Regions from separate parts of the Homo sapiens genome. Here region 2 is linked to region 1. Evidence: chromatin loops called from intact Hi-C (ENCODE). Cell type or tissue: psoas muscle. All regions are shown on one strand. Each heading gives the region's core, and the rest is flanking DNA. Links, peaks and the distances in the headings are about the cores only.

Region 1 (4,392 bases), core at 265-4,264:
TAAGGCATTATGGCAAGGAAAATGGATTACAACCCTATGAAGGGCAGCTATTAGAGAAGCAAAAGAAAATTAAACAAATCTAAAAAAGAGCCATTTAGCCCTTTCTGAAAGCTGCGGCCACCCTGCTCGATTCTACTTGATGCACATGGGCAGTTCTCATTAAGGCAAATTGCAAACGTGCAACAGAGGGGGAACTGAACACTTATAAAACAGCCAGTGGAGCTAGTCTGGAGTGAAATGTTTGTGCTGAAATTGCAGGCATCTCCCAAATTGCTGAAATGTGCCAGTTGCTTTAGGTTTCTGATAAATCTCCATTTTTTGTAAAGTTGGTCAACAGAGAGTGGAAAATGAGTTTGGATGATGGGCTCAGCTCTATAAATGACTATGATCCATGACCCCCCCAACCACACCCACTTCAGGAGGTGGATGTGCTGCAAAGGATGTGATGTGCTATAGCAGTTTCCGAGGCATAGCTTCCATAAAACACCAAAGGGGCTAGGAACCCACAGGGGAGGGCCCTATAAAGCTGGAGAAATAAAGCATGATTGTATACAAGAAACGTTTCATTCTACCTCACAAACGATTATCCCTGTATTGGCTCAATGAAGAGAAAAAGAGAATAAGAAAACTACTGACTAGAGTCTTCATTAATGTTACACATGACATTGGCTACTTGTCCTGTTATAAGGCTGGATATCAGCCTTGATACCTCCAAGGTGCCGGATTGGCTGATGCTTGGTACTCACTTAGATGGACTGTCTTATTGAACTATTCTGCTGAGGACCATGGCAAACTTCAAAACGTCTTGGTTAAGAAAAAGCATTTGTTTATCTATAATAAATTGGACTTGCCAACTAAGGCTGCATAGCAAAAAGAAGGCCAAGCCATTCTGGCCCACTGCTATCAACAATGGTTTTCCAAATGCCAGTACCGGTCTGAGAAGGTTAAAGCCAGCACAGGGCACAGCATATTACCTTTACAGGGAAGATTTCCTGTCCAAATCCATCCAAACGTTCAACTTCATTGATGTACATCAGTTCAGCTTCTGCTGGCAGGATTCCACTAAAATCAAAATAGCATCAAAGGAAGAAATGGTTAAGGGCAGCCAGTGGAAGATCCCACTCTCCTGATGGCAAATTCCAGAGCTGTGGTTTAGCTCTAGTTTCTGGGAAGAGCAATCATTACCCAACTGTGAGGGTAGGGTGCATTACTAAGTAATTCATTGACATCTTTCCCAGTAGCCTTTTACTTAACAGCGAATAATAAGAGGAAGGTAAAGTATTTAATTAAGAGCCACAGCCCTGTAAACATGAAATCATTATTCCAGACATCCCTTCGAATATGTTGCCTACTTTAAAAAGAAGTTATTTTTCTCCCATCTGGGAGAAATCTTCATTATTAAAAAAAAAAAGGAAAAAGTTTATCATGAGGATAATATTTTGGGAGTCAAATGGCCGTGGCTCATGCCTATAATCCCAGCACTTTGGGAGGCCGAGGCAGGCAGATCACTTGAGGTCAGGCATTTGAGATCAGCCTGGCCCACATGGTGAAACCCCATCTCCACTAAAAATACAAAAATTAGCTGGGTGTGGTGGTGCATGTGCCTGTAATCCCAGCTACTCGAGAGTCTGAGGCATGAGAATTGCTTGAACCCCGGAGGTGGAGGTTGCAGTGGACCGAGATCGCACCACTGCACTCCAGCCTGGGTGACAGAGCGAGACTCTGTCAAAAAAAAAAAAAAAAAAAAAAGCCACGATGAGAGAACTTAGGATCACTGCATAGGCCTCGATATCAAACTCCTGGTGCTTCCTTGAATTAAAGTTTCTCTCTTTTTCTTTCCTTCACCTGCCTACCACCCAACACAGCACTTTAGGTCTTCACTCTCTCAGCACAGGCTGTCTCAGGCTTCCCAGATTCTCTAAGGAAGGAAGGAAGGAAGGAAGGAAGGAAGGAAGGAAGGAAGGAAGGGAGGGAGGGAAGGAAGGAACGGAGCAGTTTTCAAGTGGACATTCACTTTTGCAGAACGGAAGTACAGAGCTGAGTCACGTGGTGGAATAAATACAAGTGTGTTGGCTCAAGCCCAGAGTTGCTGATAGGGAGATGGATGCCTCCTGCCCCATGGGCTGTAAACATCTGTTGTGCAGGCAGCCCCTTACCCTCTGCCTGCCTTACCTGTGGGCTTTGTGTTCTTGGGCTACCTTCTGGGTCAGCTCCTCCAGAACAGCCTCTTCCAGGGCCAAATCCTATAAGAATAGAAAGTGCTTAAGGTCACATGAGGGTGTGGGCATTTGCTATTTTGCTTGCAAATCTTAAAGCTCCCTTCCTCAGATGTTCCTGATTAGTCACATTTCCTCAATATCTCCTTTACTGCTGTAGAATTAAAGGTTGTAATTTTTAGAACTGAGTTATGATTTCTACTGTTATAACACGGCTCTCCATTATAACAGGTTATTTCCAGGCATATTTTGGGTTGCCGCGTAAGTTCTGTGGTGCCAGGGAATAGCTCTTTTCATTCATTCTTCCCTATCCGCCTGCCTCTCAGATGTACGTTTATAAAAAATGCTTTGCGTGTGCTTACATATTTCTAATGATTGGGGTATAGGCCAATGAGTTTCCAGGCCATCATCCCTTCAAAAGTTGAGCCTAGGAAGGGACTGTGCCAGGCCTTTCTGTATACCAGGAAACGAATTCAAAACCACTGAAGGCAGAGTAGGCTCATTCTGATGTTACTTGATGGTCACGGGGGCAGAGGAAGCCATGACGGCTAAAACATCTCCAGAGAGCTCTGTAAGGCAACAGTTGCGTAGCTGACTAGTCAGCATCTCTACCAGCTGAACCCCAGGCCCCTGGAACCTGTGATGTGCTGACTACTATGGGCTCAGAAGAACTGATTACACACATCTTTTCCCAACTACCCTTCCGTAACACCACAGTGGGAGGATTTACATCACAGAAATAGGCTTGCTAAACACTGGCCAGGGAAGCACTGCTTAGGATGGTGAGATGGAATCAAGAGGAATAATCCAAAATAAGCAGACCGAAGCAATGCATTCTTGAGAAATTGATAGAGGTAGAGATTCTAGAGTTTGTCTCATGCCTGTGGTGGCCTGGGGCTCAAGCCCCAAGCCAGCTGCCTCTAGCTTTCCTGGGCAGCAGGTCCCACATATTCCAGGCTAGTAAGCACCAAGAGGGTCACAGATGGGCACCATTTTCCTGTGACCTCCAGAGCAGATGTCAGAAGGAACTCTGAGCTACACCCTGATGGGTACCTGAAGCTCATCCTACTAGGATGGGAGGTAGGGACTGATGTTTTGGCAGAAATCATACCAAACGCCCCATTCCTTTGATTCTAAAATACCACTTATATAAAGATTCATCTCCAACTTAACTTTACATGGATGAAAACACTACCCCTAAAAATGTACACCTCAAAACTGTGAAAAACATCCCATCTCAAATCATTAAAATCTGAAAAATCAATATATTTTAAAACTGGAAAGCACAGACATAAATGTATGCTAAAAATTCTATAGCTCTGCACATCCTGCTAATTCTAGAGTTCACGAGAGACTTTAGAGCAGACGGGGAATTATGGCAGCTCTTACTTTTCACATAACTGATTAATTTGCGGTTTCCTGTTTAGCCATCCATTGAAATGACTCAAGTCCGTGATAGGAAATAAGCTCAACATTTTTAGTTTCATGTTGTGGAGTAACAAAGATATCACAAGGCTTAGAAAGTTAGCTATGTATGTGCATCCAGGTATTGAGTAAAAACCCCATTAATTTTGAAAAGCTAATGAAGGGCATGTGGCAACAGAATATAAAATAAAGTGAAGATCAAAAAGTGTTCCATTAAATCTCCGTTTCCTACTTTTAAAAAGAAGCCCAAAGGTACCCCCTCTGCTATTGTTCTCAACTTAACCGCCTCCATCTGCACCTGGGGCCTCCCTGAGGTATGTGCCCTGCCAGGGAGAGTGCGAGCATGGCCCTGTGGGAATGAAAAATGGCAGAATGCATGCCTGTACACAGCCACACACCTGTGGAGCGCCTTGTGTACTTGACTTTGTTCTTTTCTCTGCTGAAGAAATGCCATTTAACAAATTCAATTACTTCATAAGATCAAACACAGCCATTCATCCTATCTTCCCTCCCCCACCAAAGGAATGCATTCTCTTTGAAAGCTCCAGTGGAACCAAGGAAAAAGTTTACACCCTTCTAAGACTACCCCCGGCCTACTCAGCAAGGTCAACACCTGGGCCTGGCATGCAGACCATTCTTCAATGTGACTCAGCTTCCCCTTCCAGACCTCCTTGCCCAAGAGGTCAAGCCCCAGGCCGACACCTCTTCTAACACACACTGCTTTTACATTTCCATTCGGAAAGGATGGGCC
Region 2 (4,392 bases), core at 297-4,296, 50 kb after region 1:
TTTGGAAGGCCAAGGCGGGCAGATCATTTGAGGTCAGGAGTTCGAGACCAGCCTGGCCAACATGGTGAAACCCCGTCTCTACCATAAATACAAAAATTAGCCAGCCGTGGTGGCAGGCGCCTATAATCCCAGCCACTCGGGAGGCTGAGGCACGAGAATCGCTTGAACCTGGGAGGTGGAGGCTGCAGTAAGCCAAGATCGTGCCACTGCACTCCAGCCTGGGTGACAGAGCAAGACTCCGTCTCAAATTAAAAAAAAAAAAGAAAAAGAAAAAGAAAAAGCAAGCAAGCAGAATATTGCCTTAAAATACACTTAAAAATTTCAAGAGCATCCTTATATCAGAAATTTAAAATCTAAAAACTACACAAAAGTCAGGTAGAATACTCTTCCTTCTTCAAAGCATGTTCCCGCATTGCTTCCCAAGCATTCAGAATGACAAGGTCCGGGTAAAAGGCAAAAAGTAAAGGGTTTATGTGATTCCTTTTCCTACCAGAAATATCCATTTGATGAGGAGACTTCCCAGGTATTTTAATGGAAAACTCTTACCAATAAATGAACTATACCAACATCAAAAAAATGCACTTATTCCATTCACTGAATATGCTTTATGAACTTACACAAATCCCTCACTTTACAGATGAGAGGGGAAAACATCATTTCAAAGGCAGCACACGGTTTCTCCAAGCTAAAGCAGACACTGAGTAGCTGCAATACCTTGTTCTCCTCTTCTACTGATGGCTTCTTGTCTCCTCTTATTTAGTAGGGACAATCATCAAAACTCCTGCTCTCGCAACATTTTCCTCCTTAACTTTACTCCCACTTTTAGTTACCTTTCCAATCTTCAAATTCGAAGTCTGATACCACATTTTGTTTGGGGATATTTTTAGGAAAAGGGTGGACAAAACAGAATTAGGTTTTTGTTTTTGTTTTTGTTGTTTTTGTTTTTGTTTTTGAGACAGGGTCTCAGTCTGTTGCCCAGGCTGGAGTACAGTGGCATGATCACGGCTCACTGCAGCCTTGAACTTCTGGGCTCAAGTGATCTTCCAACCTCAGTGTCCCGAGGAGCTGGAACTAAAAGCACAAAACACCATGTCTAGCTAGTTTTTATATTTTTTTCTTTTTGTAGAGACAGGGTCTTGCTATGCTGCCCAGGCTGGTCTCAAACTCTTGGCCTCAAGCTCTCCTCCCACCTCAGCTTCCCAAAGTGTTGATATTACAGGTATGAGACACCACGCCTGGCCAGGTCATTAATTTTTTATTAAATTCTTGCATGCCTATTTTACCCACAGTCTCCGATGAATATTTCCACGCTGCTAGAGATGAAATTCTGCCTGGCTCAGGATCCCTACTACCTTACCAGCATTACAGAAAACTGCTGGGGTTAGCTACATGGATTCAACCAAAACTCTAAAGCTGCAAAGCAATGAGTAAACAACCCCCAACTATTTTACCCTCTCCCCCACCACACACCCGCACCCACACCCACACACCCCTAAATCTACCAGCTCATCTACTTCATTGGAAGCTTCACAGTTAGTCAACACCCTTATATGGCACACAGGGGGAAAATGCACCTACCTTGTGGCCTCTTGCTGAAGCCATGACACATTTGGCACATAGAACATGACTCCAAAGAAAAGCAAAGGCTCATTAGCGAATTTGTCCAGATGTTTCTTCAGAGGTTTCTCCAGCTCCACCCATCGTGCTTGCTGGCTCTTGCTGAGAAACCAAAGGCCAAAGTAGTGCGTCTAGATAAAAGGGTAAAATAGCATCAGTTCATGCTCACCACAAGCATCCCAAGGCCACACAAGAAACGAGACTCCAGCATGCTGCATCCCACCCTGGGTTCCCCAGCCCATATATAAGATCCAGCTTTGACATATAACTTTGGGACTAATCAAAAGAAACCACAACCACACACTACTGTAACATACATGGAGTATCCAGATGCAGTATCCCTACTCATTACTACTGTTTGTGCTTGCAGATACCAAAGCGCCCATGTGAGGTAAGGGGAGTCGCGCAGGGAAGGGATAGTGCTGACTTTTCCCCTGATATCTGAAGACTGCCTTTTCTGTGTGCCTTCTGCATGCTTCATGATCTCACATGGAGCACACTGGCAAAGACCAACACCGCTCCTGCACCTGCTGCAATGTAACTTATTACTCAATTCCTAAGACAAAACCGCCTGCCAACTGAAAGCTTCTGCACTGTAGAATATTTTCATACAGTACCAGATTTTAACGGAGAATTTATTCACTCTTTTCGTGTGCTTTAAAAAGTATCATCCTCTTCCACTTTATTATACACGAACTGCAGCAAATCTCTCCCCATATCAAGCTTTGAGAGAGGAAGGATCGCCTCCTCACAGCTGCTGCAGGAGCCCCTGGTGGCTGTTCTTGGCAGATTATGGTGGGATTTGTTAGATGAAAGTGAGATTTTCGCCCTTAGACTTGAAGCCTAAACCAGTTTAGTTTTGAACAACATGCTAAATGATTAAAACAGGTACTTTTATGCACCCAATCCCATCTTTTATATTAATTCATGCTAGGATTTCAGGATTAGCACAACAATCACCAAAAAATAGATCACTGCTTTTGAAGATTCTTTTATATCTCAATTATAGCCTAGAATGGTTTACAGCACACCTGGAAATCTGCCTTCAAAAGAATGTTTTCATTACAATGTTCAATTTCCAAAGGCATTCTTATGCTGATGTTCCCACTCCAGCTGGCTGCCCCCTCAACATTATACAGATCAATCCCTGCCACAACCCCACCAAAATCTCTCATGAAGCTATGACTCTGACTTTACTAGAAAACCAGACGTGCCCTTGCCTATATAAAGCTGCAGACCCAGATGCTTTAAAGATATTTTAAATGGATTTACTTTGAGATGGGGGTAATGATTTGATTAGCTTTCTCCCATGATGTTCCAAAGGACAAGTTCACATCAGAAATCTATGCATTTCTTGAGCAACAAAATGCCAACCAGAGCCAAGGTTATATTTCTATCAACTTAGACAAACTTACTTGGATGAATTCTGACCCTATTATTCATTTCCTAGCTCCACTGAGTCCATTAGTTGTTCCAACCTGAGTGATGACATAGAGGAAATGAAATGTGGCTGAATAGAAAGAAAACAGACTTGGAGGTCAGTCCATCTCCCATCTTTTGCACTCACTGTCTCAGTAACTTTACACAAGTCATTGAGCCTTCTAGACTCTCAGAGTTTTCTCCTCTGCAAAATGGAGATGATGGTTACAACTTTTGCCCACAGGCTCTGAGAGGTGTAAATGAGATAATGCCTGTCAATCACCTGCATGGCACATGGTAAGTAACTACATCATAAGTGGTACCTTCTATTGCTGCTGCGGCTGCACGACTACTACTCCTGTTACCACCACCACCACCACCATCGCCACCACCATCATCATCATCAGTAAATCAAAGCAGGTAAACCTCATAAATCTTTTTCATCAGCACTACTGACATCTCTGTGAACCAGAGAATCAGGAAACAGAGGTTATCTGGGAGTCAATGAGAAAAAGCAGGCAAAGGTAGAAGCTGGAACATCTACAAATAACATAAATATTTAAAAGATGTAAGGAAAAAAATCACAAAGCTATACCTCCACTAAGATTTTGAGGATCTCATGAGAGATGATATTGGGACACTGGAACATCACTCTGATGCTATCCTCTGAGATCTATGATGTAGGCTTAAGCTAACCTTAACATGAAGTCATTTGGGTATTCAATTCAAGAAACTTATCTGAAAAGGGTCCAAAGTAGCTCTGCATTATACTGAATTCCTGTATGGAACACAGGGCTGTATGAGGGTATTCCACGGTATTTTGGATGCCTAGGAGTGAGTCTCCATATAATAAATTATGTAATATATGTAATTAACATGCTATGCAGCAATTATTAAAGTTGGAAAAGAGCCCTTTTATAAGCATTAGTGGAGAAACAGAGGGCAACTTCACAATTGCTTAACAGGCTAACCATGATTTATCATCTTTCACTAAAAGTAGTTTTGACATTTGGGAGATATTTTTATGGTCCACACTTCATTCAAATTAGTAATATTCAAATTATAGAGGGCCACAGTAACTGCATAAATGTTCTACAATCGATTTTAAAAAACGGTTAAAATTTTTATTGCTTCTGTGTCTTGAAAGCTATTTTAAATTTCCTTTTCTCATTCCCATCCATCCAGATCATTAAACCAGACCTGACCTCCACCCCAGAAATCCCTCAGAGAAAGAATATTCCATGGAATATATACACACGAACATGTATGTGCACACATACAACACACACAAAATGCACACTACAGCTGCACATACACACACTCCTGTGCATACACACATATGGATATGTTGAGGAG

The links. A loop is a pair of places that touch in the nucleus more often than their neighbours do. Peaks named below come from ENCODE experiments on the same cell type or tissue, not always from the same donor. Only the 100,000 strongest peaks of a DNase experiment are listed, where the experiment ranks them.
Region 2: a loop joins it to region 1, with 2.3 times the contacts of the local background. A loop is called at or near these places in 10 of 110 quality-filtered maps.

The regions. Positions count from the first base shown.
Region 1 is chr1:214,400,711-214,405,102 of GRCh38, forward strand. It overlaps PTPN14 (protein tyrosine phosphatase non-receptor type 14), which reads right to left. Exons shown (of 19, transcript NM_005401.5): 6 at 2,173-2,243; 7 at 975-1,062. Among named protein-coding and RNA genes, the nearest start is that of SMYD2, 120 kb to the left of the region's middle. In psoas muscle, for the core only: no CTCF peak of the experiment used is centred there; no DNase peak of the experiment used is centred there; H3K27ac peaks cover 606 bases.
Region 2 is chr1:214,450,227-214,454,618 of GRCh38, forward strand. It overlaps PTPN14 (protein tyrosine phosphatase non-receptor type 14), which reads right to left. Exons shown (of 19, transcript NM_005401.5): 3 at 1,579-1,748. Among named protein-coding and RNA genes, the nearest start is that of PTPN14, 99 kb to the right of the region's middle. RefSeq lists an enhancer at 1-479. In psoas muscle, for the core only: no CTCF peak of the experiment used is centred there; no DNase peak of the experiment used is centred there; H3K27ac peaks cover 1,697 bases.